Regions from separate parts of the Mus musculus genome. Here region 2 is linked to region 1. Evidence: chromatin loops called from intact Hi-C (ENCODE). Cell type or tissue: gastrocnemius. All regions are shown on one strand. Links, peaks and the distances in the headings refer to the core of each region. The heading gives the core; the rest is flanking DNA.

Region 1 (2,908 bases), core at 225-2,724:
TTCATAATCAATATTTAGCTAAGGATGGCCTTGAATTTCTTATTCTCCTGCTTCCACTTCCTAAGGGTGGGGATTTAAGTCCTATGTTACTTGTTGGGCTGGTCTTGAAGTATGTATGTATGTATGTATGTATGTTTTGAGACAGGGTCTTATGTAGCCCTGGCTGGCTTTGAACTGAACTGACTGTGTGGTGTTAAGGACAACTTTGAACTCCTGATAAACTTGCCTCTGCCTACTAAATTCTGGGATTATAGTCTTGTGCCACCACACTCAGTTTGTGTGTGTGTGTGTGTGTGTATTTATTTTTAAAAGTTTTCAAAAAATTTAAAATTTGAGACAGGTCTTCCTATAAATTGCCCAGTTTAGTCCTTACTCTTTCTCTAGTCCAGTGTAATCTTGAATTTGAAGACCTGCCTGCATCTCCCAACTAGCTGAGATTATAGTCCTGAGCTACTACACCAGGCTTTTATCATCCAGTTTCTGAGTCCCCTGGGCAAATCTGCCAGGATCCGGGAATGAAGTTTTGGTAGTTTTTGCTTTGCTGTAATGTGGGGTAAATCTACCTTGTGCAGAATTTTGGCAGTCTCTAGGAAGGGGGAAGCAGGGAAAGGGGTAAAATGAAAGGTTTCATAAGCTCTAAAGTACTGGATCTGGGGCCAGAGTTGGTCGCAGCCACTGCTGATGTTACCAGTCAGGACAAAGGTCTCAGGTTCCAGCCTGGCTGGAGGTACAAAGAGACCCTGTTTCTCCGGGCAGTGGTGGTGCATGCCTTTAATCCCAGCACTCAGGAGGCAGAGGCAGGCGGATTTCTGAGGCCAGCCTGGTCTATAGAGTGAATTCCAGGACAGCCAGGGCTACACAGAGAAACCCTGTCTCGAAAAACCAAAGAGAGGGCTGGTGAGATGGCTCAGTGGGTAAGAGCACCCGACTGCTCTTCCGAAGGTCCAGAGTTCAAATCCCAGTAACCACATGGTGGCTCGCAACCATCTGTAACGAGATATGACGCCCTCTTCTGAAGACAGCTACAGTGTACTTACATGTAATAAATAAATAAATCTTTAAAAAAAAAAACCATGAATTGTTTCAACATTAATTCAAATGAATACTTTAAAAAAAAAAAAAAAGAAAAACCAAAGAGAGAGACAGAGAGAGAGAGAGAGACAGAGAGAGAGAGACCCTGAGAGAGAGAGACAGAGAGACAGAGAGAGAGAGAGAGACCCTGTTTCACAAAAACTACATCTGGGATATTATTCTGGGATGACTAGCACTGCCATCAGTCCAAAGGCTCCAGGCAAGCCGATTTAATCCTCCTGGGAGGTGACCTACAGGGACAGGTGGACAAATCCGACTCTCTTGAGTGACAAATCTGCCACCGACTCTCTTGAGTGACTAGTCTGCCAGAAGGTCGGGTCAGACTGAACGCAGAGGTTCATGGCCTATAGACGCCACCAGCCTGTCCAGCCGCCAGGGGGCGCCACGACCACGCCCAGCTTTCGCCCCCTGCGGGATTGGGCGTGCTGGGGGGGTGGGGGGTCGGAGGCGGGGCGTGGCCAGCGTGCACGCGGGGGCGGGGCTATCCTGTCGCGGGCGCGCGCGCCGGCGGCGGCGGCGGTGGTGGAGGAGGAGGCAGCGCGGCAGCGGGTTCCGTTCCGGGCCGAGGCTGGACGCGGAAAAGTTGCGGGGCGGCGAGGAGCAGCCCGGAGACGGGCAGCGAGGGCGACATCGAGCCGGGGACTGGCGTCTGAGGACCAGCCATGGACGACCTCGGTGAGTGCGGGAGACGGAGGGCGGAGCGGCCGGGGCCCGGCGGCCGCCGATCCCACCCTAGCGCCCGGCTGGGCTGCGGTGCCTACGGCCCGGGGCTGTGCTGGCCGCTCTTCGCTGCGGCGCCTGAGGACCTCGATCCCGTACTGGGTGTTCAGGGACCCACCTCTGGGAGAGGCGCCCCGCTCCCGGGGCAGACCTCCTTGGCTTGCAGGAGACCCTCACTTGGCTTCCCCACCCCCACCTCAGAGCGTCTGCCTATGGGACTCGGTCTCAGAGGCTGTTTCTTCTATGACCCCCCTCTGTTCCCTCCAGGCCACCTTCCACTTTGCACACTGCCCCCAGACCCCCCACCCCGTTTCAGGGATATAGCCCCTTTCGAGAGAGCCCACCCATTTCCTATCACAGCCCACAGAAAAGCTTGTGAGGACCACACCCCCATTCTAATGACAAGTGTCCCCGGGGGTACTGCATATACACCCCCCCCCAACCCCCACCACACACCGTTTCAAGTCTGGTCACCCTGTATTACAAGATCAAGTTTAAACTTAGAAAGGCAAGTTTGGGGGGGTGGTGGCTTATGACTCCCGCCTCTCACCCACCGTTCCCAGACCCTGGTGACATGCCAGAGGAATGAGAAGGGGAATGGGCCGCAGGCTACGGCCATCTCTGAACGTGTCCTGGCTGGCAAGGTCCCCCACCCCCAGCATCAGAGCTGCTGGAAACCCCACAGGTAAAGAGGACAGGACACCCAGAACAGAGTTTTAACTGTCCTCGTGTTATTGGAGCCCAGAGGCCATTCTTTTCAGCCCACACTTGGTCTGCTGTTAGGACAGAGGAAAGGAAAGACTCTCCTGGAAGTGGATTTTAAACCCAAGGGGGTTGATTCAAGGCTTCTAGGAATGCCCAGTGAATCCCAGCGTGAAGGAGCCCCTGTCTTCCCCTCCCCGGAGGGCCCCTCAGCTGAGGAGGTGTGTGTGGGATAAAGTCCCTTCTCTGTAGGAGCCTTGTCTTCACTCTCTGGACTGTGGGTGGCTTGTATGACCGCTGGTGCCATCCGTGTCCCTGGCTCTGAGGAGCAGATTCACTAGATAAGACTGAGGGACCTCTCAGGCAACACAGGGTACCAAGTTAAGACTGGTCA
Region 2 (2,908 bases), core at 156-2,655, 53 kb after region 1:
TATTGCACCTCAGGACTTGGGGGGTGGGGATGGGGTGACGGTGGTAGCTTCAGGAACATGCACCAGCACTTAGTGCTGAGCATGGGGAATCCTTGTCATTAAAGAGCGACCTCAGCAGCCACTGATGCCTGCAGTTCTCAAACTGGACTGATCTTCAAAGGCACCAGGAAGCTTTAAAACAACAGACTGCTTGTTTAGCATGAACAAGGCCCTAGGTTCAATATCTTCCCCCATATATACACACTTATTTATATATGGATATTTATTTATTCATGGGTCTGGGAAGATGGCTCAGCAATTAAAAACAAGGCAGGAGTGAGACTGTCTCAGTAAAACAATTATCCAAATAATGTTGAACGACTGTGTGTGTATATATATAATGTGTATATATATATATATATATTATATATATATATATATATTATATATATATATATATATATATATATATATATGTGAAGAAGCTAGTTTTATGTATCGATTTTCTCCCGTATCCCTGGAAGGGAAAGCAAACGGTCAATAAAGTGGAAGTGCTTTTTAAGACAACACAGCAAGCGGCAGAACAAAGTTATGGATCCGGGTCTCATCTGGCCGCATGCCCTGCGTTTTGCCTGCTCAACAAATACTTATCTGCCCACTGTCTGGCAGGCACAGAATAAAATCTCTGCCCTGTGGAGCTTACCTTCCTGCAGGGAGAGGCTGACAAGCAGAATGTGGTGAATTATACAGCGAGTTAGATGGTGTAAGTGCTGCAGGAGAAGGTGGGAGAGTAAGGGAGAGTAGGTTTGGTTTTGCCCCCGCCCTTAAAATTTGAAATCAAGAATCAGGGCAGGTCTCCTTGAGTAGATAGCATTTGCAGCAAGATGTGGGGGAGGTGAGTTTCTCTGACCGAAGCTGGCCAGCACCATTCAAAAAGCTGTGAAGCCGGTGGTGGTGGCGCACACCTTTAATCCCAGCACTTGGGAGGCAGAGGCAGGCGGATTTCTGAGTTCAAGGCCAGCCTGGTCTACAAAGTGAGTTCCAGGACATCCAGGGCTATACAGAGAAACCCTGTCTCGAAAAACCAAAACCAAAACCAAAAAAAAAAAAAGGCATACTCTTGAAGGGGATAAAAGGGCAAAGGGATCAGGCGAGAGGCAAACACATCAGTAGGAAAGCAAGAAAACAGATTGCGACAGTGGAAACAGTCGTGTGGGACCTTGAGAATAGTCTACGTTTTAGGCGTTTACTCAGAGAAAACGGCAATCTTTGATTAACTTTGTGCGGGTGAAGATGTAGGTTTTGAAAGGAAGAACAAAACGGGCAGTGGTGGCGCACGCCTTTAATCCCAGCACTTGGGAGGCAGAGGCAGGCAGATTTCTGAGTTTGAGGCCAGCCTGGTCTACAAAGTGAGTTCCAGGACAGCCAGGATATACAGAAAAACCTAAAAAAATAAAAAATAAATAAATTAAAAGAAAGAAAAAAGAATGGAAGAACAAGAGGAGACTAGAGCATCAGCTAGGGTTTCGCAGAAAGTTGTTTTGCTGTACTGACTCGGTGACGCTGCAGGGCGGCTCCGACCCAGCAGAGGGCAGCAGGTCTGAAAGCGCGCCTCCTGCGGCCGGGTGCTGTCTTTACTTTCCCGACTTGCTGGAGTGGCAGCGGTCTCAGCCAATAGACGCGCATGTTTATTGAGTGAGGCAGGACAGTCGATGGAACCAGCCAATAGGCATGGACGACGTCGTCTTCGGGTTTCGAGGACCGCCTGGTTCTCCTATAAAAGGCACACGCGGGCATGCGGCCCGTCTCTCGCCAGGCGTCCTCGTTGGAGGTTGGGGGGTTGTTTTGTTGTGGGAGGGCGGCAAGAGCGCGGGGACGTTGCGGGTGGGAGCGATGGGCTCGGGAAGGATCGCGGCCGGGCTCTGCCCGTCCGGTCTACCGCCTGGCTTGTCGGATCGCCCGCGCTGCTGGCGGCCGCAGCCCGGGGCCCAGCTCTGGCGTGGCCGGCTTGGCCTAGGCCTGGGATCGGGGCCGGTGTTGGGGTTACCGGGCTCAAGCTGCCCCCTCTCTCTCCCCAGTGACATCGTCTTTAAACCCCGCGTGGCAATCCCTGACGCACCGCCGTGATGCCCAGGGAAGACAGGGCGACCTGGAAGTCCAACTACTTCCTCAAGATCATCGTAAGTGTGGAGCGGGCCGGGGACGCGCGGCTTCCGCCTCCGGGTCTTCCCGGGGCGGTCGTTGGCCACGCGCTTTAACAGAGTTTGGGCATCCTGGGGAAGTTCTGTAGTCTTGGGATCTCCCCCCCCCCCCCCCGCGTTCCAGAACTAGCTCGCTCACCCAGTTTTTCATCTCGTCGAGCCCTTCGCGTTTGTGCAAAGGGCTGAGACTGGAGTGATTCATCTTGTTGCCCATCTGAGACCTGCCAGTCAGGCTGCTGTTGAGTGACTTAATTACAAAAGGCCTTTGAGGTGGCTTTGAACCAGAGCTACCAGACTTTGTAGGTACCAGTCTGTTTTAGTTAACTTTTCTTTTTTTTTTCCGAGACAGAGACAAAGATTTTTGGGTCTGGTAGTACCTTTTATATTTCACAACCTAAGATCCCCCGACCTCTCTATAATTTGTTTTCTGTGCTTTTTAAGTCTGTCTCTTCCCTGATCAGAGTCACTTTGGTCACCCAGGCACGCCTTATTTAAAAAGTAAAGCTTAAGATTTACTTGAGGCAAGTCTTCCCCCTATAGCTCTGGCTGGCCTCGGATTAGCAATTAAGCCTTACCTGTCTTTACAGGTGTGGCACCACACCCAGCTAAAAGTTAATTTTTGGCTGTGACAGTAATTTTGTGATACTCGTAACCAGCAAGGAAGCTGGATCAGATAAAGACAGACGTTGGGCTCGGGTGGCTGGCTCCTAGCGAGAAGTGTCACACCT

What was found. Peaks named below come from ENCODE experiments on the same cell type or tissue, not always from the same donor. Only the 100,000 strongest peaks of a DNase experiment are listed, where the experiment ranks them.
Region 2: a loop joins it to region 1, with 5 times the contacts of the local background. A loop is called at or near these places in 27 of 42 quality-filtered maps.

What each region holds. Positions count from the first base shown.
Region 1 is chr5:115,505,102-115,508,009 of GRCm38, forward strand. Pxn (paxillin) reads left to right here and starts at 1,575. Exons shown (of 12, transcript NM_133915.3): 1 at 1,575-1,767. The coding sequence starts at 1,755. In gastrocnemius, for the core only: a CTCF peak has its summit at 1,464 (motif pointing right); DNase peaks (open chromatin) are centred at 1,524 and 2,342; H3K4me3 peaks cover 1,244 bases; H3K27ac peaks cover 2,000 bases.
Region 2 is chr5:115,557,730-115,560,637 of GRCm38, forward strand. It overlaps Rplp0 (ribosomal protein, large, P0), which reads left to right and starts at 1,738. Exons shown (of 7, transcript NM_007475.5): 1 at 1,738-1,810; 2 at 2,058-2,159. The coding sequence starts at 2,106. In gastrocnemius, for the core only: a CTCF peak has its summit at 1,571 (motif pointing right); DNase peaks (open chromatin) are centred at 656 and 1,659; H3K4me3 peaks cover 985 bases; H3K27ac peaks cover 978 bases.